2 separate regions of the Homo sapiens genome follow, and region 1 is linked to region 2. Evidence: read pairs that join two places in POLR2A ChIA-PET (ENCODE). Cell type or tissue: CD4-positive, alpha-beta T cell. All regions are shown on one strand. Each heading gives the region's core, and the rest is flanking DNA. Links, peaks and the distances in the headings are about the cores only. Region 1 has its middle 65 kb from the start of LINC03099. Region 2 has its middle 33 kb from the start of MIR1587.

What was found. ChIA-PET counts read pairs that join two places held together with the same protein. Peaks named below come from ENCODE experiments on the same cell type or tissue, not always from the same donor. Only the 100,000 strongest peaks of a DNase experiment are listed, where the experiment ranks them.
Region 1: POLR2A ChIA-PET joins it to region 2 with 8 read pairs; 3 of 35 experiments call an interaction of 5 or more read pairs at or near these places.

Annotation. Positions count from the first base shown.
Region 1 is chrX:40,193,960-40,202,188 of GRCh38, reverse strand. No RefSeq gene overlaps it. Among named protein-coding and RNA genes, the nearest start is that of LINC03099, 65 kb to the left of the region's middle. In CD4-positive, alpha-beta T cell, for the core only: no CTCF peak of the experiment used is centred there; no DNase peak of the experiment used is centred there.
Region 2 is chrX:39,866,675-39,874,903 of GRCh38, reverse strand. No RefSeq gene overlaps it. Among named protein-coding and RNA genes, the nearest start is that of MIR1587, 33 kb to the right of the region's middle. RefSeq lists an enhancer at 93-392. In CD4-positive, alpha-beta T cell, for the core only: no CTCF peak of the experiment used is centred there; a DNase peak (open chromatin) is centred at 4,493.

The sequences.
Region 1 (8,229 bases), core at 2,191-4,690, 330 kb before region 2:
AAGACCAGCCTGGCCAACATGGCAAAACCCTGTCTCTACTAAAAATACAAAAATTAGGTGGGTATGGTGGCACATTCCTGTAATTCCAGCTACTCAAGAGGCTGAGGCAGGAGAATTGCTTGAACCAGGACCCAGGAGGCGGAGGTTGCAGTGAACCAAGATGGTGCCATTGCACTTCAGCCTGGGTGACAGAGCAAGACTCCGTCTCGGACAAAAAAAAAAGAACTCTGCAAATTTTCCCTGTCCTCAAGATGGGCACAGACATGGCTTTAAGGCTGGAACACCAAGAGGCCTCTGGGTAGCAGTGCAGAAACCCTAGTGGGTTGAATGAACTGAACCGGCTGAATGAACTAAACCAGAGACCATAACAGATCTAAAAAGGTCAGTGGTAAGAATGCACTGAGAAGAGAGGTTGTAGCAGATTGTATTCTGAAAGTGGCCTTGCCACTGTATATGACCTCACATCCTCCTCCAGAACCTTGCCACTCCCTCCTCAAGAGGTGGGGCTTATTTCTCTCACCCCTTGAAACTGGGCAGGCCTTTGTGACTGCCTTGACAAACAAATGTGACAAAAGTGACACCACATGATTTCTGAGGACTGGGTCATGAAAGGCAAATTGGTTTCTGCCTGGCTGTCTCCATTCTGTCTCTGTCCACTGACCCTTAGAACTCAGCTGCCATGCTATGAGGAAGCCCAGGCCACAAGCAGAGGCCATGTGTCCCAGCTGACAGCCCCAGAGGAGGTCACAGATGACAGTAGCATCAATTGTCAGAGCCCTCAGATGATCCCAGCACCCACCCTTCGAACCACCCCAGCTGACACTACGTGGAGCAGAGATAGCTGTCCCCACCAAGCCCTGCTCAAATGACAGATTGTATGAGAAAAATCACTGTTGTGTTCGTTTTAAGCTGCTAAGTTTTGGGGTGGTTTGGGATGCAGCTGGAGATAGATACTTGGGCAGGCAGAAGTCAGTGAGTACCGGTGGGGGCAGGTGAGTCCCTTCCTCATGCCAGAACCAGGGCTCAGCTTTTGATTGCCCCAGGGGAGAAGGGAAGGAGGAGGTGGAGGACAAGTGAGAATCCCATTTACTCTGGAAGGGACTGCCTTTAAACTGGCAGTACTTGAGTTGGTTAGAATTGGCACGCTTACCTCTTCCATCATCAGTGGAAATGGGGACTCAAGAGCCAAGTTTAGTTTCAGGAAAATAGAGAGCATTGCTCTTTGCACACCAGAGTTTGTGACCAAGCAAAAATTCCTAGCCACTTTACAACTTGAGACTGGGGTACTTGGAAACACAGCTCTGATTCGAGCCCCTGTGCAAACACTAAATTGGGGCACACCAGGCTAGCTCTGCATGGGCATTTTCAGTTGGAAACTGTGATTTAGTGGTCAAAAGTCACAGGCCTGGCCGGGCACGGTGGCTCACACCTGTAATCCCAGCACTCTGGGAGGCCAAGGTGGGTGGATCACGAGGTCAGGAGTTCAAGACCAGGCTGGCAAAAATGGTGAAACCCCATCTCTATTAAAAATACATAAATTAGGCCGGGCGCGGTGGCTCACGCCTGTAATCCCAGCACTTTGGGAGGCCGAGGTGGACAGATCATGAGGTCAGGAGATCGAGACCATCCTGGCTAACACGATGAAACCCCGTCTCTACTAAAAATACAAAAAATTAGCCAGGCGTGGTGGCGGGCGCCTATAGTCCCAGCTACTCAGGAGGCTGAGGCAGGAGAATGGCGTGAACCCCGGAGGCGGAGCTTGCAGTGAGCCAAGATCGTGCCACTGCACTCCCTCCTGGGCGACAGAGCGAGACTCCGTCTCAAAAAAAAAAAATTAGCCAGGTGTGGTGGCAAGCACCTGCAATCCCAGCTACTGGGGAGGCTGAGGCAGAGAACTGCTTGAATCTGGGAGGCGGAGGTTGCAGTGAGCCGAAATCTCGCCACTGCACTCCAGCCTAGGCGACAGAGTAAGACTCGCTCTCAAAAAAAAAAAAAAAAAAAGTCATAGGCCCAGGAACCAAGTGAGCATCTAAGTTAATTCCTCTACTACCCCTAGCCCACTGAGGCTTCTCAGGGGAAGGATTAGTGTTGGGCCAAGACTCGATCTCCATGAAGAGCCCCCATCCTCATGCCATTCCCAGGGTGCGCACTGCTAGGGCCAGGGCTGCAGGAAATCTCTGGTTGCAACAGATCGGAAGAAGGTGCAGGGGGCCGGGGGCTGGACTGGACCTCTTCTGCACAGTCTTGCTGCAGCTCCACCTGTTTATGTGTCCTCTTCTTGGCAGCTGCTCAGAGGGTCACATGCCAGCCTCGTCGCTTTGTGGACAATCCAGGCAGAAGGCGGCAGGATGGGCCAGCTGTGCCTCCAGGCATTTCCAGCCTTCCAACCCTGAGACACATGTTTTATGACTCAAGAGTTTTGGGAAGACAATCTTGCCTCAAATATTCCTGTTGCAATCTACATCTCAAATGTTCATAAAACCTATTTTTTACTTTGAGATACCTGAAACAGCGAATCTGTCCCCAAATGTCTTTGGCACTTTCTGGCTTACTCTGTGTCCAAGTTAAGCAGTGCTGTATTTTTCTTCTTTTTCTTAAATAAATTAGATGCATATTCTCAGGAATAACACATGGTTGCCATTAAGGCTTGTGATGTTTGGGGTTTGGTGCAAACCCACATTTTATCCATTGAACTATTTCTTTTTTCCAAAATAGTGAAAAGAGCTATACAACACAAAAGCAATTACATGACTTAACTTTCCATCTCCGTCGAGCAGTGATTAAAAGTGGAAAATAATACAAGCACTTAGGCTTTTTTCTGGAAAGCCAAACAGGAAAGGAAATTTGTTGGGATGGGTTTTTTTGTTTTTGTTTTTGTTTTTCACCATAAACTACCAGGAGGAGAAATGGTGAGAATGCTGGGGGTTCCAGAAAGTGCAAGAAGCCAAAACAAAAAGCCTTTTTCATGAGGGATAAGGGTTTGGTGACCACTAAAATCCTCAAAAAATATAAGATTTTCACCACCCGGAAGCTTGGTGTCATTGTTTAGCTTCTGATGGCTCACTCACCACCAGTAGAATCTAAGAGACTCCCCAATGGTCTACATCAGTGAGGGAAAGAAGTTGGTGGCTTAGCACTTTCTGTTCTTAAGGATTCACCAGTCAAACCTATATGATCTTCCCTGAATTCCCCGAAAAGTTTTTTTAAAAATAAGTCTGAGGCCAGGCACGGTGGCTCACGCCTGTAATCCCAGCACTTTGGGAGGCTGAGGCGGGTGGATCACCTGGGGCCAGGAGTTCGAGACCAGCCTGACCAACATGGTGAAACCCTGTCTCTACTAAAAATTTAAAAAATTAGCTGGGCATGGTGGTACACACCTGCAATCCCAACTACATGGGAGGCTGAGACACAAGAATTCCTTGAACCTGGGAGGCGGAGGTTGCAGTGAGCCGAGCTCCAGCATGGGCAACAAGAGCGAAACTCCATCTCAAAAAAAAAAAAAAAAAAAGAAGTTTGGCTGGGCATGATGGCATACACCTGTAGTCCCAGCTACTCGAGAGGCTGAGACGTAGGAGGATCGCTTGAGCCCAGGAAGGAATTCAAGGTTACAGTGAGCTATGTTCACATCACTGCACTGGGCAACAAGAGCAAAACCTGTCTCTCAAAAAAACAAAAAAGAAGTATTTCTCAGCTCCTCTATATGTAATCGGAAATTTCTTTCACACCCTTGCCCCATCAAACAACAAAATGAATTCAACTTAAAGGGCCAGGTGCGGTGGCTCACGCTTGTAATCCTAACACTTTGGGAGGCCAAGGCGGGAGGATCCCTTGAGTCCAGGAGTTCAAGACCAGCCTGGGCAACAGAGTGAGACCCTGTCTTTAAAAAAAAAAAAAAAAATTAGCCACACTTGGTGGCACAAACCTGTAATCCCAGCTACTGGGGAGGCTGAGGTGGGAGAATCACTTGAGCCTGGGAGGTTGAGGCTGTAGCTGTAGTGAGCCCAGACTGAGCCACTGCACTCCAGTCTGAGTGACAGAGTGAGAGCCTGTCTCAAAAAAAAAAAAAAAAAAAAAAAAAGGTCAGGCACGGTGGCTCCCAACTATAATCCCAGCACTTTGGGAGGCCAAGCTAGGTGGATCACTTGAGTGCAGGTGTTGGAGACCAGCCTGGGCAACATGGCAAAACCCCATGTCTACAATGTATACAAAAATTAGCCAGGCATGGTGGTGTGTGTCTGTAATCCCAGCTATTTGGGAGGCTGGAGGTAGGAGGATCGTTTGAGTCTGGTAGCTCAAGGCTGCACTGAGCCAAGATCGCCCCACTGCACTCCAGCCTGGGTGACAGAGCAAATCCCCGTCTCAAAAGCAAACAAACAAAAAACAAAAACCAGGCCCAGTAGCGCAGCTCACGCCTGTAATCTCAGTACTTGCGGAGGCCAAGGTAGGAGGATTGCTCGAGCTCAGGAGTTTGAGACCAGCCTGGGCAAAAAAGCAAGACCTCATTTCCACTAAAAATATAAAAAATCAGCCAGGCATGGTGGTGCATGCCTGTAGTCCCAGCTACTCAGGAGGCTGAGGCAGGAGGATCACTTGAGCCTGGGAGATTGAGGTTGCAGTGAGCCATGATTGCCCCACTGCACTGCAGCATGGGCAACAGAGCAAGACCCTGTGTCAGAAAAAACAAACAAAAAACAAAAAGCCACCCTGACTTGCACATGGTAGTCTGGTTACTGGAAGGCTCAGCGTGTTGGCTGAAGCAAAATGTAAACAGAGTCCACACCATCAATGCAAAAGAGACTGGAGTTAAGTGTGGTAGGATGGCTCCCTAAACATTCGTTTCAACTATTCTCTCACTGAAGGTCCTCTAGGGCAAGATTCTAAAGCTAATAACCCACTTTCCCAGACATCTGTGCAGCAGGAGTGACCACGTGACTCTTTTCTAGCCAATGGGACACAGGCAGAAATCAGCTGGCACCGCCTCTTCTGTCACTTTCTCCTCTTGCTGGAGCAAGGGCCTGGGGCTGGAAATACGGCAGCCACTGCTAAGGCTGGAGGAAGGGAAAGACAGAAAGACCCTGGCTCCTTCTTGGCCTTCGTGGACCACCATTCCAGACCTGGACTGTATTAGCCTGACTTCTCATTGCCTGAGACTATATGATTAAGTCCAGTTAAGCCACCACAGTTGTTGGGTTTCATGTACAGGCAACTGAGTGTCATCCTGTGTAATTCAGAATTATGTAAGTCTTCCTTTACCCACACGACAAAATGCCACCTTCCCAAGGAGCATGGGAGAGAGGGAAACCTCAGAGGACTTGAACAGTGGGCTGGGCTACAGATCCAAGTCAGGGTGGATGAAAGTGGTTTTAGGACAGCTAAATGACTGTGGGAGGACTGCTCCAACCTTATTTTAATTTTTTTAATTTTTAAAATATTGATTTACTTATTAGAGATGGGATATTGCTCTGTCACCCAGGCTGGAATGTAGTGATGCAGTCATAGCTCACTGTAACCTCAAACTCCTGGGCTCAAGCGATCCTCTTACCTCAGCCTCCCGAGTAGCGGGGACTGCAGGTGTGTGTCACCATGCCCAGATAATTAAAAAAAAATTTTTTAGAGACGGGATCTCACGATGTTGCCCAAGCTGGTTTCAAACTCCTGGCCTCAAGGTATCCTCCCACCTCAGCCTTGAGAGTAGCTGGGATTAGAGGTGCAAACCACTGCACCAGGCTCAAGAAATACTTTAAATGAGAATATCGATATCTCTGCCAATCTTAATTCTCATAGTGAAGATATTCAGCATCCAAAGAATTATCAAGATAATTAACCTGTTTAATTCCTGGAACAGTAAAAACTGCTTTCTGTTACAAGACACAGAAACCTCCACTGAATTGGCTTAATTTTTTTTTTTTTTGAGATGGGGGGTCTTGCTCTGAAGCCATCCTCCCACTTCAGCCTTCCAAGTAGCTGGAACTATAGGCACGTGCCACCACACCTGGCTAATTTTTGTAATTTTTGTAAAGCTGGAGTTTCGTCATGTCGGCCAGGCTGGTCTTAAACTCCTGAGCTCAAGCCATCCTCCAGCCTCGACCCCGCAAAGTGCTGGGATTACAGGTGTGAGCCACTGCACCCGGCCCCTGGCTTAAATATTGATTGGAGGATGGACTGGTTCACATGACCGAAAAGTCCAGAGGTATATCTCACTTCGGGCAAGCCTTGATCCAGCGACATCATAAAATCCCCAATGCCCTCATACCTCCTCATTTCACTGCTCTACCTTCCAAGGCTCAGGCTTCATTCTCAGGTTTGCTACCTGAGGCAGATACTATTGATGCCCTGTCCCTTATGCCCTTGGCCTACTTGAGTCTGCCTGCAGCTGTGATGGACAATTTGCTGTACTCTGACAACTTGCTGCCTCAAGCACCTACCTCTCTCTGATGCTCTGCCTGGTTGCTTTCTTCTGTACTAGGGGAGGTGGTTCTACTGAATGCAGGGGAATGATGCTGGGGAGACATCTCCTCTCCCTGCAGCTACAAAAGTGGCTTGCATTATATTTCTGTTGGACAGCACCGCTGTAGATTCTATAGCAATCTACAGCCTGTGTGCCAGATCTGGCCAGCTGCCTGTTTTTGTAAATAAAGTTTTATTGAAAAATAGCCCCACTCATTATTTTATATATTATCTGTGGCTGCCCTACAGCAGCAGAGTTGAATAGTTGCCACAGAAACCATATGGCCTGCAAAGCCTAAAATAGTTATTCTCTGAACCTTTGCAGAAAAAGTTTGCCAATACCTGGTAGAAAATATTGGCCTGAAAAATATCTCTAGGCCAGCCAGGCAGGGTGGCTCACGCCTGTAATCCCAGCACTTTGAGAGGCCAAAGAAGGCAAATCACTTGAGGCCATGAGTTTGAGACCAGGCTGGCCAACATGGCAAAATCCTGTCTCTACTAAAAATACAAAAAACTAGCCAGGTATGGTGGTGCGCATTTGTAGTCTCAGCTACTTGGGAGGCTGAGGCACAAGAATCCCTTGAACCCAGGAGGCAGAGGTTGCAATGAGCCGAGATCAAGCCACTGCACTCCAGCCTGGGCAACAGAGAGACTCTGTCTCATAAAAAAATAAAAATAAAAAAAAATTTTTTTTTAAAGGCCAGGTGTGGGCCAGGTGCGGTGGTTCACGCCTGTAATCCCAGCACTTTGGGAGGCTGAGGTGGGCGGATCACCTGAGGTCAGGAGTTCAAAACCAGCCTGGCCAGCATGGTGAAATCCCGTCTCTACCAAAAAATACAAAAATTAGCCGGACGCTGTGGCACGCACCTGTAATCCCAGCTACTCAGGAGGCTGAGGCAGGAGAATCGCTTGAACCCAGGAGGCAGAGGTTGCAGTGAGCTGAGATCGCGCCATTGCACTCCAGGCCTGGATGACAGAGCTAGGCTCCGTCTCAAAACAAAAAACAAAAAACAAAAAACAAAAAACAAAAACAAAAACAAAAAAACAAAAAGGCCAGGTGTGGTGGCTCACTCCTGTAATCCCAGCACTTTGGGAGGCCAAGGCGGGTGGATCACCTGAGGTCAGGAGTTTTCAGGAGTTCAAAACCAACCTGGCCAACATGGTGAAACCCCATCTCTACTAAAAATACAAAAATTAGCTGGGTATGGTGGCGCGTTCCTGTAATCCCACCTACTCAGGAGGCTGAGACAGGAGAATTGCTTGAACCAGGACCCGGGAGGCAGAGGTTGCAGTGAGCCAAGATCGTGCCACTGCACTCCAGCCTGGGCTACAGAGCAAGACTCCGTCTCAAAAAAATAAAATAAATAAATGAAATAAAAAGAATAAAAAATCTCTAGGTTGCAATGGCTTTCAGAAAAGAAGAAAGTTTGGGGGTTTTGGAGGAATATATGAAAATATATTTAATAATTGCATGTGCACATATGTGACTAATGTGTATGCCTGTGTATTTGGGGTGGAAAAGGGAAGATGGCAGCCATGTGGAAATTAATGCATACAGCAATGTGGACACTTCAGTAGGACTTTGAAGTCCCTGCTTCCAAGTGGTGGCTGATGCAATGTGATTTTTTTCTTTTTCAACTTTTATTTTAGATTCAGGGGGTACACGTGCAGGCTTGTTACCTGGGTATACTGCACGATGCTGAGGTTTGGGGTATGAATGATCCCATCATCCAGGGAGTGAGCATAGTACCCAACAGTTAGTTAGTTTTTCAACTCTTGTGC
Region 2 (8,229 bases), core at 3,216-5,715:
CATGGGTTATCATGTTCAATCCTCACAAGTGCCCTGTTAGGATTTCCATTTTTCATATGATGAAACTGAGGCAAAGGGGGTTAAAGAAATTGCTGGATCATTTGCCTCTGGTGCCTTGGCTCACTTCCTTGAGGCCTCACCTCTGCTGCTTCCAGCTGTGGCCTTGGTGGACCATTCCGTGAGGGCTTTGACTCAACTCACACTGACAGCGTCTCACCCAAAGTGAGTACCAGTCATCTCTGCCTTTCATTTTCTGCCCCAGGGCTTCTCTGCTACTGCAGACACGGGAAGGGGGGTTTCCTTGTCAGGCAACACTCACATCCTGGAAAGGAGGCTTGTTCACTCATAGGTCTGCCAGTTGATGCTGGCTGTCCTTAAAGCCCTCAGCTGGGGCTGTTGGTCACATATTTACACACGACCTCTCTGTGTAGTTTGGGCTTTCTCACAGCATGGCGACTAGGTTCCAAAGGTCAGTGTCCCAAAAGAGAGCTCCTGGGCACCAAGCAGAAGCTGTTTGCATGTTGTGACTTAGCATCACAAACCACATGGCATCAGTTCCACCATATTCTATGGGTTGGAAGAGTCACCCACCCAGGTTCAAGGGGAGAGGAAAAAGACACCACCTCTTGAGGGAGTAAGGAGATCCTGGAAGAACATATGGGACCAGAAATATCACTGTGGCCATAATTGAGAAATACAGTGTATCACAACAGAGGTGTCTGGAGACAGAGTGGAAAAGATGTGGCTTAAACATGTTAAATACTTGAATTTGAGGCCAGGTGTGGTGGCTTATGCTTGTAATCCCAGCATTTCAGAAGGCCTAGGAGGGTAGATGGCTTGAGACCAGGAGTTTGAGACCAGTCCGGGCAATGTGGCAAAACCCCATCTCTATGAAAAATACAAAAAATTAGCTGGGCATGGTGTCAAGTACCTGTGGTCTCAGGTACTCAGGAGGCTGAGGTGGGAGGATCACTTGGGCCGTGGAGGTCGAAGCTGCAGTGAGCTGTGATCATGCCACTGCACTCCAGCCTGGGTGAAAGAGTGAGACCCTATCTCAAGAAGAAAAAAAATAATTGAAATAAATAAATAAAACTTGAATTCGGCTGGGTGCAGTGGCTCATGTCTGTAATCCCAGCACTTTGGGGGGCCGAGGCGGGAGGATCACTTGAGCTCAGGATTTTGAGACCAGCCTGGGCAACAAAGTGAGTCTCCATCTCTACAAAAAATTAAAAAATTAGTCAGGCGTGGTTGTGCACACCTGTAGTCCCAGCTACTCAGGAGGCTGAGATGGGAGGATAGCTTGAGTCAAGGAAGTGAAGGCTGCAGTGAGCCATGATCATGCCGCTGCACTCCAGCCCAGGTGACAGACTGAGACCCTTTCTCAAAAAAAGAAAAAAGAAAAGAAAAGCCCTCGAATTCCAGGGAACCAGCCCAAGGAACATCCAGTGCTTCTTTGGGTCCAGACACAATATAGGGGCTGCCCAGCCACCTTGATATAAGAGACACCAAGAGGACACTTACCCCATGTCCTGCAACCCAGGAAATGCTACTTTAGGGTTAGTCTTTGCCATAATTCAGGGATGACTAAGCTGGTAGAGTCACTCTCGCAGGTTTTCTGGAGGGCAGGCTCTTGGAGGTTCTGCAATGGGAATGCACCTTCCCTGCAACTCCACGGCTCTTGGTGGAGACCAAGGCAGACTGTTCCACTCCAGTGGGCTGCGTGTTCTGACACAGGTGAGCAGGGGCTTCTGGAAGCACACGGGAGAGGCACCTACCCCAATAGGGCCTGCTGTGTCGGCTTGGGTTGACGCCTTTTCTAGAGGAGGTGACATCTGAGCAGGATGGTGAATGACGAGTAGGAGTTGACCAGAATAGGAGGGGGTGGTGAAGAGGCTGGAGCATGAGGGAAGTGGTGAGGGGAAGGGAGAGAAGGATGGACGGAGTGCTGGGACCACATTTGCCAGGCCTGTCAGGGAACTGGGATTGATGGTTTGATTGGTTTTCCCTTCCCTTTGTCCAGGACATCAGGAAATGCCTAGATTTTGGTGTGTGGCGGTGGGCGGGTACGGGGCTAAGAATATATACCAGGTGGCTGTGGAAAGAGAGAGGTGGGTGGGGGAAGGAGAAGAGGGAGAAGGAGGACAAAGAAGGGAAAAGAGGAGGGAGAGAGGAAGGGGGGAAGAGAAAGGAGGAGAAAGAGAAGAAGAAGGGGGAAGACGAAAAAGAGGAAGGCCGGGCGCGGTGGCTCATACCTGTAATCCCAGCACTTTGGAAGGCCGAGGCAGGTGGATCACCTGAGGTCAGGAGTTTGAGACCAGCCTGGCTGACACGGTGAAACCTCGTCTCTACTAAAAATATAGAAAATTAGCCAGGTGTAGTGGGGTGTGCCTGTAATCCCAGCTACTTGGGAGGCTGAGGTGGGAGAATCACTTGGACCCGGGAGGCAGAGGCTGCAGTGAGCCAAGATCGTGCCACAGCACTCCAGCCTGGGCAACAGAGTGAGATCCTGTCTCAAAAAAAAAAAAAAAAAAAAAAAAAAAGAACAGAAGGAGAAAGAGGGAAAGAGGAGGGGGAAAAGCAAGAGAAGAATGAGAAAGTGGAGTAGGAAGAGAGAGGTAAAAGAAGAGGCTTCTAGGACAAAGGACTTTTTCATAATGTGGCCTTGAGCCAGCCTGGGCACCTTGACTAATCTGAAAGCCTTTGCTTTGGGGACCTTCCCTTGCCTGTTTATGTCCTGTAATTGCTCATTTATTCATCCATTCCATCCACAGGTACTTACTGTTTGGCCTCTACTTCCTTATATGTTAACTTAAGGTTTTCTTTGCATGTTTTTTCACTTTAACAAATAGATATTGGGATACAGCGTAACAAATACAAGTGAATCTACTGGCCAATGGAACAGCGTATTTGAGATCTGTAGTCCAGTGTGTTCACTGCTGCATTTTCCTTCCCTCCCTCCTTCCATCAGCCCACCCACTCTCACTTAGCAAGTTTTGGCTTGAGAGCTTGCTCCGTGCCGGGAATAGGACGTGGCAGTTCATGTGCTCAGTATCAGCTAGGATTAGCTTTGGCTGAGAGTAACCAAAAAACCCCACATGACATTGGTATGTCCAAGATAGCATTCACTTTATCCCTCGTGTTCAGAAGGTCCAGATTTAGGCAGTGCCAGGAAGCGCTGGCATTGTACAGGGTTAGGGACACCGGCTCCTTGTTGTCTGCCAGGTATGGCTTCTAACATGGTTGAAAACCATGTCTCAGCTACGTGCAGTGGCTCATACCTGTAATCCCAGCAGTTTGGGAGGCCAAGGTGGGAGGATCCTTTGAGCCCAGGGGTTCAAGACCAGCCTGGGCAACATTAGCGAGAGACTCCATCTCTAAAAAAAAATAAGCCAGGTGCGATGGCACATGCCTGTGGTCCAAGCTACTAGGGAGGCTGAGGTAGGAGGATCTTTTGAGCCCAGGAGGTCGAGGATACAGTGAACCATGGTCACACCACTGCATTCCGGCCTGGATGACAGAGCAGGATCCTGTCTCAAACAACAACAAATAAAATACCATATCTAGACTTTCTTTGACAGTCCTCCCAACCAGGTGGAGCCTAATTCTCCTCTGAATATGGACCAGACATTTCCAATGAATTGAATGAACCAGAGGTGATGCTGTGAGGCCAGGTTGGAAAAGGTGATATGGCTTTCACCTCTCTCTCTCTCTCACTCCTTCTCCCCCTCGCCCTCTCTCCCTCTCTCCCTCTCTCCCTCCCTCCCACATGTCTTTGAAGCACTGAGCTGCCATTTAAGAATTTGGCTACCCTGAAGCTGCCATGTTGGAGAGAGATGCCCAAGGTATCCCAGATATTCTATTCTGCACAATCCACTCCCCACCCCTGCCAGTCTTCACAGCCCAGCTGCCAGACACGTGACTCTGCCCCGACACACATTTCTGCCCCTTCTGGAGCCTGCTAAGCCCACCACCCCACTTGGAGACAGCCTTCTTTTTTTTTTTTTTTTTTTTTTTTGAGACGGAGTTTCATTCTCGCTCTGTTGCCCAGGCTGGAGTGCAGTGGCACGATCTCAGCTCACTGCAAGCTCCGCCTCCCAGGTTCACACCATTCTCCTGCCTCAGCCTCCCGACTAGCTGGGACTACAGGCGCCCGCCACCATGCCCGGCTAATTTTTTGTATTTTTAGTAGGGACGGGGTATCACCATGTTAGCCAGGATAGTCTCGATCTCCTGACCTCGTGATCCGCCCACCTTGGCCTCCCAAAGTGCTGGGATTACAGGCATGAGCCACCGCGCCCCTTCGGAGATAGCCTTCTTGAGGGTAGAGGTCTCCCTAGAGCCTGCAATGGGGCCCTCTGGGGTCCTGAGGACACCGACATGCCTGCTGCCTGGGTTGGCAGCTGCTCACCATCTTTGCACTATCTTCTTACTGACAGCCCCCAGGTGACTCAGAACGTGTGGTTGACGTGGAGCCACTCAATTTCCTGCCTCGCCTCTCCTCTGGCCTCCTGGCTTGCAACCAAGTCTTCCTATCTGGGGGGTTGAGGGTGCTGTGGCTTCACACTGGCTTTCTCAGCTCCTCCCTCTCCTGCAGGGACTAGGTTGGCGGATCAAGGGAGGAGGAACAGTGGCCCTCATCCCTTCCAGTGCAGTGGGAATGGCACTAGATTGGAGATCTAGGCTGTCATCCAGGCTCTGCCACTAACTGGCTCCTGAGACTTGGTAAATCCCTTTACCCCTGGTCACAGTTTTCTTATCTACAAAGCCTTCATAGATTGAGGCTTTGTAATGCTCTAGTACAGTCATGTGTCACTTAATGAAGGGGATATGTTCTGAAAAATGTTTGGTTAGGGGATTTCGTCATTGTATGAACATCATAGCATATATTTCTACGAGCCTATGTGGTATAGCTTACTACACACTTAGGCTACATGGTATAGCCTGTTGTTCCTAGGCTACAAACCTGTACAGCATGTACTGTACTGAATACTGCAGGTAATTGTTATACAGTGGTATTTGTGTATCTAAACATCTCTACACATAGAAAAGTTACAGTAAAAATACAGTATTATAATATTACGGGACCACTGTCGTATATACAATATGTTGTTGACTGGTACGTCATTATGTGGTGCATACTTGTATTTATTGAGTGTCCACACTATCCTGGGGTTAGGCTCTTTGGAGGATCCCAAAGAAATTATATCATTTAGTGATTTTTCCATTGTGAACCCAACCCAATTCAATATTAGCAAAAGGGGAAATTGATTGGTTTATGTTACTGAATGGTCCAGAGGTAACCTACTTCAGGTATGGCTTCATCTAGGGCTTAAATGATGCCACCAGCACCCATTATCTGCTCTGTTTCCTCTGGATGGGTTTCATGGTTACACACAGTAGTGGTTCCCTGCCCCCACCCCCCAACCCCATCCAGATTCCTGGAACTTCCAGCCCCCATTCCTGCCACCTGCCCACCCAATTGTAGCTGCTCTACTCTAGAACTCACATGCTGTACAACCAAACCCAGCCCAGAAGAGAGACCCTGTGTTCCAGCATTCCCATCAAGAATCCTGATATTCACTCTGATTGGACCAATTTGGTCATGTGTATCTTCCCTTTTGAATTAAGCCAATCTGGTTGATCCCTAGAGCTGGATGTGCAGCCAACTCCAACTCCCTAAACTGCCTGGCTGGGAGAGGGAGGAAATAGATACTGGCCACTTGTGTGTGTGTGTGTGTGTGTGTGTGCGTGTGTGTGTGTTAGGATGGGGGTGGCTTATTCTTAAAGATCTTACTCAGAAAGGAGGCTGAGGCAGGAGGATCACTTGAGCCCAGGAGGTCAAGGCTGCCATGAGGTGTGAATGTGTCATTATACTCCAGCCTGGTCAACAGAGAAAGACACTGTCTCGAAAAAAAAAAAAAAAAGCGAATTTATGATTTACACTCAGGATGCAGAAAGCATGACTTGAACGATCCTTCCTTGTGAAATTTGACAAAGGGAAAACTCCATGTGAGTTCAGGGGACAGGGAGGGCTTCTTGCAGAGGCAAGACTTGGATGCTGAGGAGAATTTAGGCAGAAAGAAGCCTGGGGTTGGGGTAGACGAGGACCTTTTTATGTGTGATCTGCAACCCTGCAGCTTCTCCCAGTCCCAGCACTATATCGATTGCAGTTTGAATAGGTTGTAATTGTGGAAGCAAAAACTTCAACAAAGGAATTTTCAGGGTATGCAATTCAGAACATATGTTGAAGTCCTAACCCCTCAGTGCCCCAGAATGTGACAGTATTTGGAAATGGGGTCTTTAAAGCGGTAATTAAGTTAAAATGAGGTCATATGGGTAAGCCCTAATCCAATATGGCTGGTGTCTTTATAAGAAGAGGAAATTAGGACACAGACACATACAGAGGGAAGACTGTGAAGATATACAGCCAGAAGACAGCCATCTACAAGCCAAAGAGAGAGGCCTCAGAAGGAACCAACCCTGCTGGCACCTTGATCTCAGACTTCCAGCCTCCAGAACTGTGAGAAGATAAAATTCCATTGTTTAAGCCCCCCAGTGCATGATACTTTGTTACAGGCAAAGCCCTGGGAAGCTGGTTTTCAAAAGTGACCATGAACCCCACCTTTCTTTGCCCTTTCCTGGGAGGCTGACTCTGCTCCTCACACAGACCGGCTATGCTCCCAGCAGGATGCCATGGTGAGGGGGTCTCTCCTACCCCCACCCCCGGTTATCCCATAGCTGACACCTTAACTGCAGGGGCTTCACCAGCAAAGCCCTCTTAGATACTGAAAAGTCATCTTCATCCTGAAGTTCCTTTTGGTCACTTGCTTCTCACTGTCTCTAAGAATTAAACCCTTGCCATCTCCTCACAGTGTATACTTTGGCAGAAGATGAAGCCAGATTCAGTTATTTTTCTTGAAATAGGAGATGGAATTTTCCCCAATGTAAAAAGAATGGTGCCCGATTCTTGTGGGAGGTGGACGGGGCTGGCGCTGGCACTGCAGGTCTTCCTTTCCCTCAGAAATAGCCCCACAATGGCCTCATTTTCTAAAACTTGCAACTCAGCAAGTACTTCAGCCTTTAGCAAGAAGAATCCACTCTGCTCAAGTTGAAAAGTGAGAGATCCATTTGTCAATGTAGGCAAGCAAGCACTCAAGTAGTGGAAATTGAAGAGTTCCCCCAGTGCCCGTCCACCGGCCTTGGGGTTCAGGCATATCACCTCGATGGATTCATGGTCAGAGACAGAGATGTACACGTGGGCTTTAGCTTCTCCTACACCTGATGGGGACGTTGAATAAAAAAGTGGGATATGGGGGTGCGGAAGGTAGATGGTGTTGGCAAGTAGCAAGTTTGGAGGGGGAGGGGAGGAGCCCTGGGAAGCCAGGGACAGTTGAAGGGACTGGGGACAGGCAGGAAAAGGCCTGGAGGGAAGGGAAGCATTTTTCTCATTGGCCACGGACAAGGTGATCCGAAGACCCTGGATGTGAGCAGGTTTTTTTTTTTTTTGAGATGGAGTTTTGCTCTGTCGCCCAGGCTGGAGTGCAGTGGGCATGATCACGGCTCACTGCAACCTCCACCTCCCGGGTTCAAGCAATTCTCCTGCCTCAGCCTCCCGAGTAGCTGGGACTACAGACACGTGCAACCACATCCGGCTAGTTTTTGTATTTTTAGTAGAGACGGTTTCACCACGTTGGCCAGGCTGGTCTCGAACTCCTGACCTCAGGTGATCCACCTGCCTTGGTCTCCTAAAGTGCTGGGATTACAGGCGAGAGCCACCGCGCCTGGCCAGCAGGTCTTATTATTGACTTGACCCTCATATAACAAGCCCTGCCGCCCTCCCCACAAGATCTCAGAGCAGACTTCAAGCCGACATATCTTGCCTTAAAATAACAGAGGAGGCCCAGGCTGTCTTTTGCCCTCATCCTGGGAGAAGGACCTGTAAGAACTAATTTTTTAACAGAGTGATAAAAGGTAAACAAATCAGCCTGTTTGGGGGGTGGGGGTGGGGGAGGAAAAGGGCAGTGAGAGCTTATGGGTAGTGGGGTGATTGTGAGTTGCTCTCTTTACAATGGGAACCGGAAAGATAATCTTTCTGGAGCATTGAGGGCTCCAGTTAGAATCTTCCTTCCCTGACAAGGGGTTTCCTTCCATTGTTGTGTGGTCTTGAGGCCCCCTTCCTTAGCTCTTGGGGGCAGGCAGTAACAGTGGAGGATATGTACCAAGGGTTGA